2 separate regions of the Homo sapiens genome follow, and region 1 is linked to region 2. A link is a loop called in an ENCODE intact Hi-C map of the cell type or tissue named here. Cell type or tissue: ascending aorta. All regions are shown on one strand. Links, peaks and the distances in the headings refer to the core of each region. The heading gives the core; the rest is flanking DNA.

Evidence for each region. Peaks named below come from ENCODE experiments on the same cell type or tissue, not always from the same donor. Only the 100,000 strongest peaks of a DNase experiment are listed, where the experiment ranks them.
Region 1: it touches region 2 in a loop (6-fold over the local background); 3 of 110 quality-filtered maps call a loop at or near these places.

What each region holds. Positions count from the first base shown.
Region 1 is chr1:203,399,970-203,405,345 of GRCh38, forward strand. It overlaps BMNCR (bone marrow associated non-coding RNA), which reads right to left. Exons shown (of 3, transcript XR_001738390.3): 3 at 4,764-5,376. It overlaps LOC102723529 (a long non-coding RNA gene), which reads left to right. Exons shown (of 7, transcript XR_922438.3): 7 at 1-123. It also overlaps the pseudogene LARP7P1. Among named protein-coding and RNA genes, the nearest start is that of BMNCR, 5.0 kb to the right of the region's middle. In ascending aorta, for the core only: no CTCF peak of the experiment used is centred there; no DNase peak of the experiment used is centred there; H3K27ac peaks cover 3,829 bases.
Region 2 is chr1:203,465,535-203,470,910 of GRCh38, forward strand. No RefSeq gene overlaps it. Among named protein-coding and RNA genes, the nearest start is that of PRELP, 7.6 kb to the right of the region's middle. In ascending aorta, for the core only: no CTCF peak of the experiment used is centred there; DNase peaks (open chromatin) are centred at 627, 1,597, 1,867 and 2,277; H3K27ac peaks cover 4,317 bases.

The sequences.
Region 1 (5,376 bases), core at 133-5,132, 66 kb before region 2:
AACAAACAAACAAACAAAAAAGCTATTGATTTTTAAAAAATGTTCGAAACACATTTATTTTCTAAATCACCTGAAGTTGACTTATATAAGATAATTTCAACAAATAAAATGTTCAATGAAAAATTGTGGTATGCAACGTACTTATGTCATTACAAGTTGAGGAACAAAGATATTTTTTAAATTAACTGTAGGTTTTAGGGAAACATTTATTATACAGTACTACCAAAATAAAAGTGGATCCCTAAGAACAGCTCAAATACCCAGTGAAGTATTAAGAGGTTAACTATAATTTGTTTTCAGTCATATTCAGAAAATTTAATGTGTTTACTTGCTTGTTGAGTCTTTACAAGTTTAATCTTTTTGGCTTTGGTGATTAACTTTTAGTACCTCTTTCTTTTCCCTAGCTGATTAAGTTTGGCCTACCTATCAACAAAAATCTGCCAGTATCTTTGTGATCACCAGAAAAGCCCTTGAGTTTCCAGCGGTATTTCTTTTTAATTTCTGTAAGTGCACTTATTATTGCTTGAGATCCTCAGGAGTTTTGAATCTAGCCTGGCATTCTGTATCTCTTTCTAGCAAATCAACATAAACAACTCCTGAGATTGCTCCAAAGTATTGCATACAAAAGCACTTACAACTTTAAAAATGGGTAAAAATCAACCAGGCATGGTGGCTCACACCTGTAATCCCAGCACTTTGGGAGGCCGAGGTGGGTGATCACTTGAGGTCAGAAGTTTGAGACCAGCCTGGGAAACATGGTGAAACCCCATCTCTACTAAAATACAAAAGTTAGCTGGGCGAGGTGGCGCACACCTGTAGTCCCAGCTACTCAGGAGGCTGAGGCAGGAGAATCACTTGAACCTGGGAGGCAGAGGTTGCGGTGAGCTGAGATCACACCACTGCACTCCAGCCTGGGTGAGAGAGCAAGACTTGGTCTCAAAAAAAAAAAAAGGGTAAAAATCGTTGTGTGTGTGTGTTTGTTGTGTTTTGTTTTGTTATAGTCACACCTGTGTATCAAACACTTCCCCTGGGGCATTTCAGTCCTTGCCCTCTAGCAGGGCACAGTGTGATGGAGGAGGGTTCAGAGAGCTCCCAGCCAGATGGGATGTGCTTGAGCGTGTATGTGTGTGCATAGAAATAAAGATCATCAAAAAGACAACAAACGTAAAAAAGCAATACAGGAACACATTTAGTGAGCACATGCTACGGGGATGCTGGAGAGAAGAGGCCAACTCAGGGACGGAAGGCAGGGACACCCTCTCTGGCTCTGGAGCACTGGGACTGACAGTTGCGACATCCATAATTCATAGCCCATCAATCTTGGAGGGTCCTGTGCTCTGACCCTTTTAAAAATGACCCTCTTCTCTGATAGCTGAGCCCTCCTTGGAGGCCCAGGGCAGAAAGGTTTCTCTGCAAGACATCCTCTGGTGCCCAGCATGATGGATGAGGAGGCCAGAGCTGCTCAGGGCAGCTGAGGCCAGTGGGGCTGAGTGGGGAGATAAATATAGCAGCAAATCCAGCTCTGTGTATAGAGAGTGCGGAAGGCCAAAGGGCAGTGCCCTGGGTAGCATTGAACATGTAAGAGGTGACTTAACAAGCGCAGCTCGTGAAGGAAACAGGGAAGGAGCAGTCAGAGAAAGGTGGAGAAAACAAGCAGTGTAATGCATCATGGAAGCCAAAAGGGAAGACAGCTTCACCAGGACAGCGGAGACGCCAGCGGTGCCTGCAGAGTCCTCCAGAGAGGCCCCTGCCATGGAGGGTGGAAACGTGCCTCGTGAATTTGATCAGTAAGAGGTCCTTGGGGAGCCTGGGGAGAGCAGTATCAATGAAAGGTGGAGGCAAAAACCAGGTTTCCATGGGCTGAGCAACAAATAGAAAGTGAAGAAGGGATACTAGGAGTCAGATTGTCAGATTTAGCAAATAAAAATACAGGATGTTCACTTAAATTTCAATTTATCTGACATTTGAATTTCAGATAAACAATGAATAAATTTTTAGTATAATAAGTATGTCCCAAATATTGCATGGGACATACATAAACTGAAATAATTATTTGTCATTTATCTGAAATTAAAGTTCAAGTGGGCATCATGTATTTTATGTGGCGGTTCTAACAGGTTAGCGTGTGGACTTCTCTCCCAAACAACTTGTCTGGGAAGAAGAGCTGATTGCTAGAGCCATAGCTAGAAAGGGACCCCAGTCAATGGAAAGTTGTATTTAGGATGGGATCATCTAAGCGTGTAGCCCAGGCAGCACTTTCTGTAGCCTGTTTGTAGGCCGAAGAGAAAGAAGGAGAGGCTAAAGACACAGTTGGGAGAATGCTAGATTATTGAAACCATGGGCCTCTAATCAGGACCAGCAATCATTTCACTGGATCCACCCATAAAAAGCAGAAAGTCCCTCCCCAACACTCCATTCCACTAAAAGCTCAGAAAAATGCAAATTTCCAACATTGATTTGCAAGTGTATTCCCGCTCCTGCAAACTGCAGGATTGTGGATTTCATACAAACTCTATCCAGTAGATTTTTGTTTCTTTTGTTCTTTTGTTCTTTTTCTTGGTGTTTTAATGGACCACCATAGCTGAAAATATTTTGCTAAATAGAGCAATCCACTTTGCCAACTTCAGCATTTCTTAAAATTCTGTCACCAGATAGAACCATTTTTAATAGCTAGATTCCATAACCAGTTCAGGCCTCAAGCCTAGGTCTTTTAAAGCGAATGAATCAGATTAGTGCTGAAATCGAGCTCCTCCTTCCTCTTTTTCTATTTTTACTCTTACTGCTAATGGCGAAGTTATCAAAGCCTCTTTTGATGATGAAATAATTGTATCATTGAATCATCACATGACTGAGTCAACAGCTGTTTTTCTTCCTCATCACACCAGTTTCCAGGGTCACATCTGGCTTGAGAAACTTGAAGTCTGGTGTCCTTTTGTTTATTTTTGTTCCTTTTCCTCTAATTCCTTAGATTTCTGCCAGATTGGGAGCCTTCATTAGTGTTTTGTTTCTGTGTTCGTGAGACAGAAAGGCAGACAATGGTTTTTTTCCCCTTTCCACAAATGCTAACTTGAAGTCTTGTTTTGTTTTCATTCACTTTTGAGGCAGAGTCCAGCCCACCAAGTCGAATTCTTTGCTCAGTTTTAGGCATGTAGACCCCACAGCAGAAGCAGTGCTGTGGCTTCCGCTGTCCTTCCTAAGAATGTCCCTGGCTGCTAACTGTTTGGATGTTCCCCTCCTTCACTAGGGACTTTGAGACTGTTAATAAGAAAAAAATAACAACATTGGGCTACACCAATTTCCCTTCTCTCAAATTGCTTGTTCTATGTTAGTTTCAAAACAAGAGTTTGCCACCTTGGTTTTAAAGAGAGCACTAATGGACTGCCCCCAGTGCTACCTGTTCTGTTTCTAATCTGCTCCAGGATCCGACAGAATCCATATAAGGTAGAGGACAATTGCTTTGAACAGACATCCTCAAGATAGTTCATAATTTTGCCTTTGGTTTTCTCATTTGTAGCACTCAGGATAGAGCTTGGTCTTCTTTGGTGCCTGAGATTTAGGATTGGGCAGGAGGAGGTTATGTTTGGGATCTGCTTTCAAGTAAAATATCTCTACCAACTAATGAGTAATTTAAGATTCTCTCTCTATATGGTACTTATCCCAAGAGGTAGACAAGTACAGACGGGGTGTAGCTAAAGCTGGGGCCATGGCGGGACAGGAAAGTTTCTTTATGGGTCAAAATACTTGCAGTGTTAAACAGGCATGTTACCAAAACAGGTTCCCTCAGGGTGATGGCTCTTCGTCTGCTAGGCTGACCAGGGGGCCCAGATGGTGTGCCTGATATCTGGGAGGACGTCTCCAAGAATGTGTGACTTAAGTCACCTCACCTGGAGGTTGAAGGCCTTACATTATTTAAGCCAGAAAGGACTTCGAAGACCCTGTAGCCTCAGGGCTCCCAGACTTAATTTCATGGTCTATTACAAGTTGGAAGTAAAATACTGTAAAAAGTAACTGGTTGTCGATAAGTTTTATTTTGCCAGTTGAGCAAATAAAATACTCACCTTCTGTCATCATTTCAGAAAAGTACCTTTTAATGTAAAAAATATGGAAGACTTATTCTCTCACTCTTAACATAAAGGATATATATCCCTGTCCTTCCCCAGAAAGTCAGTATTAAACTTACACTAACAGTACACAAATATACTGTATTATATGTCTGTGTGTATCAATATGCATGCACATCATCATCCTCCTCCTTACTTTTTCCTTATCACATGGGTAGCTGTAATGTAGTGATTTAGTACGTGGACTCTGGGACCAGGATACCTGAGTTCAAATCCAGGCTCTACCACTTACCATATGAAGACCTTCAGGTAAGTTACTTAACCTCTCTGAGCCTTGGTTTTATCATCTATCATGTGAAGGTGTTAATAAGAATACATACTTTTCCAGGTGGTTATGAGATTAAATGAGTTAATATATGAAAACCACTTCACACAAAGGAAATACCCAGTAATTCATAGCCATTGTTATATTATTTTGCCACAGACTAGTGAAATCTTTATAAATTGGTATCTGGGAACCACTGACAAAGCACTCCTTTCCTTTTCCATATAAGGAACAACTTAAGTCTAGAGTGGGCATGATTTGTCCAACTCAGGTCATGGCCAGTCAGTGACTGGCATGGGCATAGAACTCAAGTCTGCTGACCAAGTCCAATGCATCTCTGAGGTTTCCTGGAAAAAAAAAAGTCAGTTAGGCAAATGACTGGAGGGTAGGATGGGAATCAGTGAACATGGGCTGAGTGTGTGCATAGAGAGGGGCGGGGAGCCAGCACTTGAGCAGAGCACACTAACCAGTTTGGGAACCCCAGGGAAGTCTGGCCATTGCTGTCTCCTTTCTCTTTCCTCCAACCTCAGAGAAAATGAATATAGGAGCAGGTGACAGCCTGGGGTTGGGGGTCGAGGGAGTCTGCACGTGGGATGGAGTAGGTCGGTAGCAATGCACTTCTACCTCTTCCTCCTTCAGCCTTCAGTCCACCCATAGAACATACGGCTGAATCTCCAAAGTCCTACCTCTTACGACTCTGCTGGTACAGTCTGTTGGATGGAGGTCCTGCCCCTCCCAGGCACCAATCACCAGAGCAACCAAGGCTGGAAATAATGCTCAACCCTTCCACTCATTTTTGCTGCTGTGGTTTGGGGACCATTCTCCATTTCCTAAGCAGACACAGCCTTGGTGAGGACCATGGGATCAGGTAGGATTGCACTCAGTGGCTGGTAACAGAATCCATGGGACTATGGCTTCTTTTTCACTCCCCATAGCAGGAAATCAGGGTGTCCAGGGCAGGCTCCTTTAGTCCCTCTGTTCCATCATCCT
Region 2 (5,376 bases), core at 131-5,130:
TGTGAGTAAGCTTTTAGCGCAGAAGCAAGCATGCCTTGCTCCATGGAGCACTTTGACTAGTCCCCAGGCCCCTGCTACCCTCTCTGGGCACCGACCTGGGAGGGAGAACAAGGATAAAGCCAAGCGTGGCCCCACTTTCCCACACCATCAGCTGGGAGACTCCCTTCTCTTGGCACTCTTGGGAAATGCCAGGCTGACCAGGGATACACAGCCCCTCTGCCTGAGGCATATTCCACAGAAAGGCAGAGCCAGGCTTTGTAAAGCGTGGGCGTAGGGGTTCAGGGAAAATCCATAAGTGAGTGTGTGCGAGTGGAAGGCAGAGTAAGCATAGGAACAGAGGGGTCTGCTCAGGTGGGCTGCCTGCCAGGGAAGAATGCCAGCCTAGGAGGGCTCAGGCAGTAGACAGGTAGGGAACATGGCTGGTGACATCCTGCAGTAGCAGTTCCAAGCCTGGGAGGCTGGGGAGGGAGTACATGGACTGAGCATGTTCTTGGTATTGGTCTTTGCCTCTGGCTGGGTCATTTGCTTGTGGTGGGGCAGGAGTCGGGAGGCTCACAGGCTCAGAAGGCAGCGGGGTGGGCAGACACGTGGCCCAGCCCCTGAACCCTGTGATTTGGCTCTGAACAAGGCTAGGGCTGTGCACGGGGGGTTAGAAGGAGGGGCCTGGAGAGGCCAAGAGGAAGACCAAGCACCACTCCCCGAGCTGCAGGCCAACCAGTCATTTTTCCAGACTGGCCAAGCAGAACAAAATAAAGGAGAAATAACAAAGAAAGGAGGCCGAAGCTTGTGGGAGAAATGAGGGGAGTGGGCGAGGGTGGGTAGCACCTGCTGGAAGAGATGACAATTCTGTTATTTCATTGAAAGCCACAGTCTGTACCAGGCCTCAGGAGAACACCTTTCCAACCCAGTTTGACACCAGAGCTTATGTGGGCAGGGACAGAGTCATATCATGTCTTGTTAACACACACATAAACACACACTCACTAGCTCAGAGCCTGCAGATTACCATTCATTCTAAGGGCATTTATCAGGACCGCATAGACAGCGTGAATCCCAGAGTCAGGCTGCCTGGGTTCAAATCCCAGCTTCAACCCTTACTGTAATACCTTAACACTTACTGACTGTATGATAACACTCTGCTTTAGCTTCCTCATCTGTAAAGTGGGGATGGTAATAATAGCTCCTACTCCTGAGGCTGTTATGAGGATTAAATGAGCCAATGCCCTGTAAAGCACATGCATGGCACATAGTAAGTACTCTGTAAGGGCTAGCTATCCTGACCATTATTATTTAATTATTTGCCAGGAGCTGGGTTTCTGCCTTGGAGACCCTTCAATCACACAGTAGGCAGACGTGGAAACAAGAAGTAACAGTGCTGTGCAGAGCTGTGGCCCAGGGAGGCACAGTCAAGAGTGAGCTCACTCTGCCCGTGGGAACCGAGGAGAGCCTCACACAGGAGGTAACATTTGATTTGGGCCTTGCAGGATGAATAGGAATTCCCCCAAATGGAGAACAGGAGAAAGAAGGACAGCTGAACTCAGACTGGGCAAAGGCATAGAGGCATAAAAACTCAGGGAACCAGCCGGGTGCGGTGACTCATGCCTGTAATCCCAGCACTTAGGAAGGCCGAGGCGGGTGGATCATCTGAGTTCAGGAGTTTGAGACCAGCCTGGCCAACATGGCGTAACCCCATCTCTACTAAAAATACAAAAAATAGCCAGGCATGGTGGTGCGCACCTATAATCCCAGCTACTTGGGAGGTTGAGGCACGAGAATCGCTTGAACCTGGGAGGTGGAGGTTGCAGTGAGCCAAGATCATGCCATTGCAATCCAGCCTTGGCGACAGAACGAGACTCTGTCTCACAAACAAAACAAAACAAAAAACGCAGGGAACCAGGATCCCATGAGTCTGGTTCTCTGGTTCCACAGGAACTATGAAAGGAAATGAGAATGGCAAGAAAGTCAGGTCAGGCTGCAGGGTCTCAAATGTCATGCCAAGGCATTTGAATTTTATTCTATAAATACCTGAGAGACATTGCAAAATTTTAAGCAAGGGAATTACATGATCAGGTTTGTGTTTGAGGAAATAACACACTTGTTCGGTCATGGAAAACAGATTAGAAGATGAGAAGCCTTCAGGAAAAAAATAAAAACAGGAGGATTTTGCAATTATTCAGACAAACACGCTAAGAGGAGAAAGTGTTCTAGCGCTTCTCGGCTCACTGCCCGATTCCTGCTGGGGCCAGAGTGCAGGATCCTGAGCGCCTACTCTGTGTTAGAACCATGTAGGTCTTGGGACTCCAAGTAGGAATCCGGTTTGGCACAGGCCCATGGGAGCTTGTGGATAAGGCAGACAGGAGAGCAGAGAAGGGCGAGGAAGTGGCACGGTTCCTGGGAGGGCCATCCACTGGGGGACTGCTGCAGCAAACGGAGAGACCAGGGGTCAAAGAGGAGAGTGCTGTCGGGAGAGCATCCTAGAAGATGTAACACCTGGGGGGGTGAAGGGCTTTCTTTTTTTCTTTTTTCTTTATTTCTTTCTTTCTTTTTTTTTTTTTTTTTTGAGATGGAGTCTTACTGTGTCACCCAGGCTGGAGTGCAATGGTGTGGTCTCAGCTCACTGCAACCTCCACCTCCCGGGTTCAAGCCATTCTCCCGTCTCAGCCTCCCGAATAGCTGGGACTACAGGCACATGCCACCACACCCTGCTAATTTTTGTATTTTTAGTAGAGACAGGGTTTCACTATGTTGATCACGCTGGTCTCAAACTCCTGACCTCGTGATCCACCCGCCTCGGCCTCCCAAAGTGCTGGGATTACAGGTATAAGTGAAGAAGGGCTTTCTACATGGAAGGAGCAGTGGGCAAAGGCATGCAGAGGTGAAATCTCTTGGAGTACTCTGGCTGCTGTGAGACAGTCACATGCTTGGAGTCTAGACTTTGAGAAACAGGGCTGGAAAGGTAAGCAGGAGACAGACCATGGAGCTTGGACTGCATTCTACAGGTCTAATTATCAGCAAAGGGCACAGATCAGAATCATTCTTGATGACAGCCTGGAAAACGCACATGTATTTGAACCAGCATCTCTAGGGCTGGGGCCTCAGGCACTTTCAGGAACACTTAGGTGAATCTAACATGTGCTGTGGGCCAAGAACAATGGTCATGGGGACAGGGAACCATGCAAGGTGACCTGAGGAAGAGTCAGGTGGAGGGTGGAGGGCAGGGAGACCCATCAGGACACCGTAGCAGTGGGCCAGGGTCTAGAAGAAAACAGTGCCATGACAGGAGAGAGGGGGCCAGCTGTCAGGCCATCGAGGAAATAGAACTGACTGGACTTGGAGAGTCCAGGGCGTGGGGAGCAGGGTGAAGGGAACAGTTGAAAGCAACTCTGTCTTTTAAGAAGGAGTAACTGAAACCTAGATCAGTGGTTCTTAACAGTTTTAAGTGCAAAGATTTCTTTTCAACTTAAAAAAGAAGTATGTGATGATAGTTGGACTTGTATGAATACATAATGACACAAAGCTACATGAATTTAAAGATGATTTTAAATAATCTGCATTTTATTCATCACAACAGTATACATACACACAAACAAGAACATCATAGGAAGACGACCTGGGTTCAAATCTTATCTCTGCCATTACTAGATTTGTGACCTTTGGAATGTAAACTGTCTGTGCCTCAGTCTCTCACCTGTTAAATGAGTATTATAGAAGTCCCTGCCTCATTGAGCTAAGAAGGGTGGGCTAAGAAGGGTGCTTTGCCTATAATAATTCTCAAGAGGCTTTATTATTGTTACTGTTATTCAATTTAGAGACGTTGCTTGGTGCACAAATGGATGTGGGGACCCCCAAGGTCATGTGTGGGGGTCCCTGGCAGGGCTGCCTTGCTCCTGCCCTCCTAGACCTTGTAATATGTGGCATAACTGACCACACATGTCCACAGACTGGCCATCGTCGCAGGATGCAGTGGGACTGTGCCTGTATGAGGCAGTGTCATTACCCAATAGTCTATTACGTGGAGCAGGATGGCATTTGGAAGCTTGCTCAGGATGATACCTGGAACCTGGATATTCGATCCAGGTGCTTGTGACTTGCTGTGACTTGTGACTTTTACAACATAAAATTAAATTAGGCTGGGTTTCAGGATGATGTGATTGGGAGATCCCAGAACCTAGGAGGACCTCACCTTGGAAGGCAAAATGCCATCACCACTCACTCGAGCCTGGCTTCTGGGAGACCTAGGGAAGCCCAGAGCAGTGCTTACTGAGCAGCCCCAGGCTAGTGCTGTCTGCTAACACCAGCTGACGGTGTAGCCTTTGCACTTAGGCCTAAAAGCCATGTCTATAGCATTCGTGTATCAGCACCCTCTTTCCCACCAGGTGTCAACAGCCCTCTCTCTGTAGGACTCTCTGTAGGACTGCTCAGATGGTCCACAAGCTGACAACCCCTCAACAGGATCACGGACAATTTGCACAGAGGGATTTAGGGGTTCTCCAGTCCGGCTGTGCTCACTGTGTGGTCGACAGATAAGTTTTATTTCTTCCTCCGCTGCCTTTGCCCTGTCCCTTCCTCTCATCGAAACAAGCAGATCAGATCTGTGGGGAGGCAGGAAGCAGAAGCCGCCCGCATGTGCCTTTGGCTTCATTTTCCATAAGCCTAGGTTCTTGGGGGCTTCTGGGCATAGACACAGTGTCTTGGCCAGAAGAAAGGGGAACATGGAAACTTCTTTCCCCAGAAAATAAAAGGGCCCCTGGCTTTAATGTGCATGTAAAAGGAGTTGAGCTGGAGGAGAATGAGAGCCCTGAGAGAGGGAATCGGGGAGCCTGCCCCTGGCAGAGTGCCAGGCAGCCAGCATGTTTCCAGAGAGGAAAGTTCCTGCAGAAAGTTCTTGTCCCCTACATGTAGCCTAGGAAATGTCAGAGGGCTGCTCGGCCAGAAGGGGCCTGGTGGGATGGAGGGTGTGCCCCACAGCAGCATCAGCCAGGAGCCATGTACGTCCCCTCCCCACAGACACCCTCCATCCCCGTTGGAGCTGCCACTGCATAAACCTGCCTCAAGCTGCTGGGTGGCCCCCCACGGGTACCAAGGACTGAGATGGAGTATTTCACGATCCTGGTGAAATGAGCACTTGGATCCAGAAATTAGAGAAGTGAAATGATAGGATAAAGTTGTGTTTCTGTCACTACTGAGCTGATGGACTGCCTTGAATACCTGAGACATAAAAGGAGAAAACTGAGGCTCAGGAAGGGCTGCGTAGCCCAAGGCCGCCCCGTTAGCATGGAGAGGAGGCAGAGCCAGGCCTGCAACCAAGTTTGTGAGACTCCAACTCCAGCACTGCCTACCTTAAAAATGAGGAGGTCTCCATCCTGGCTAACATGG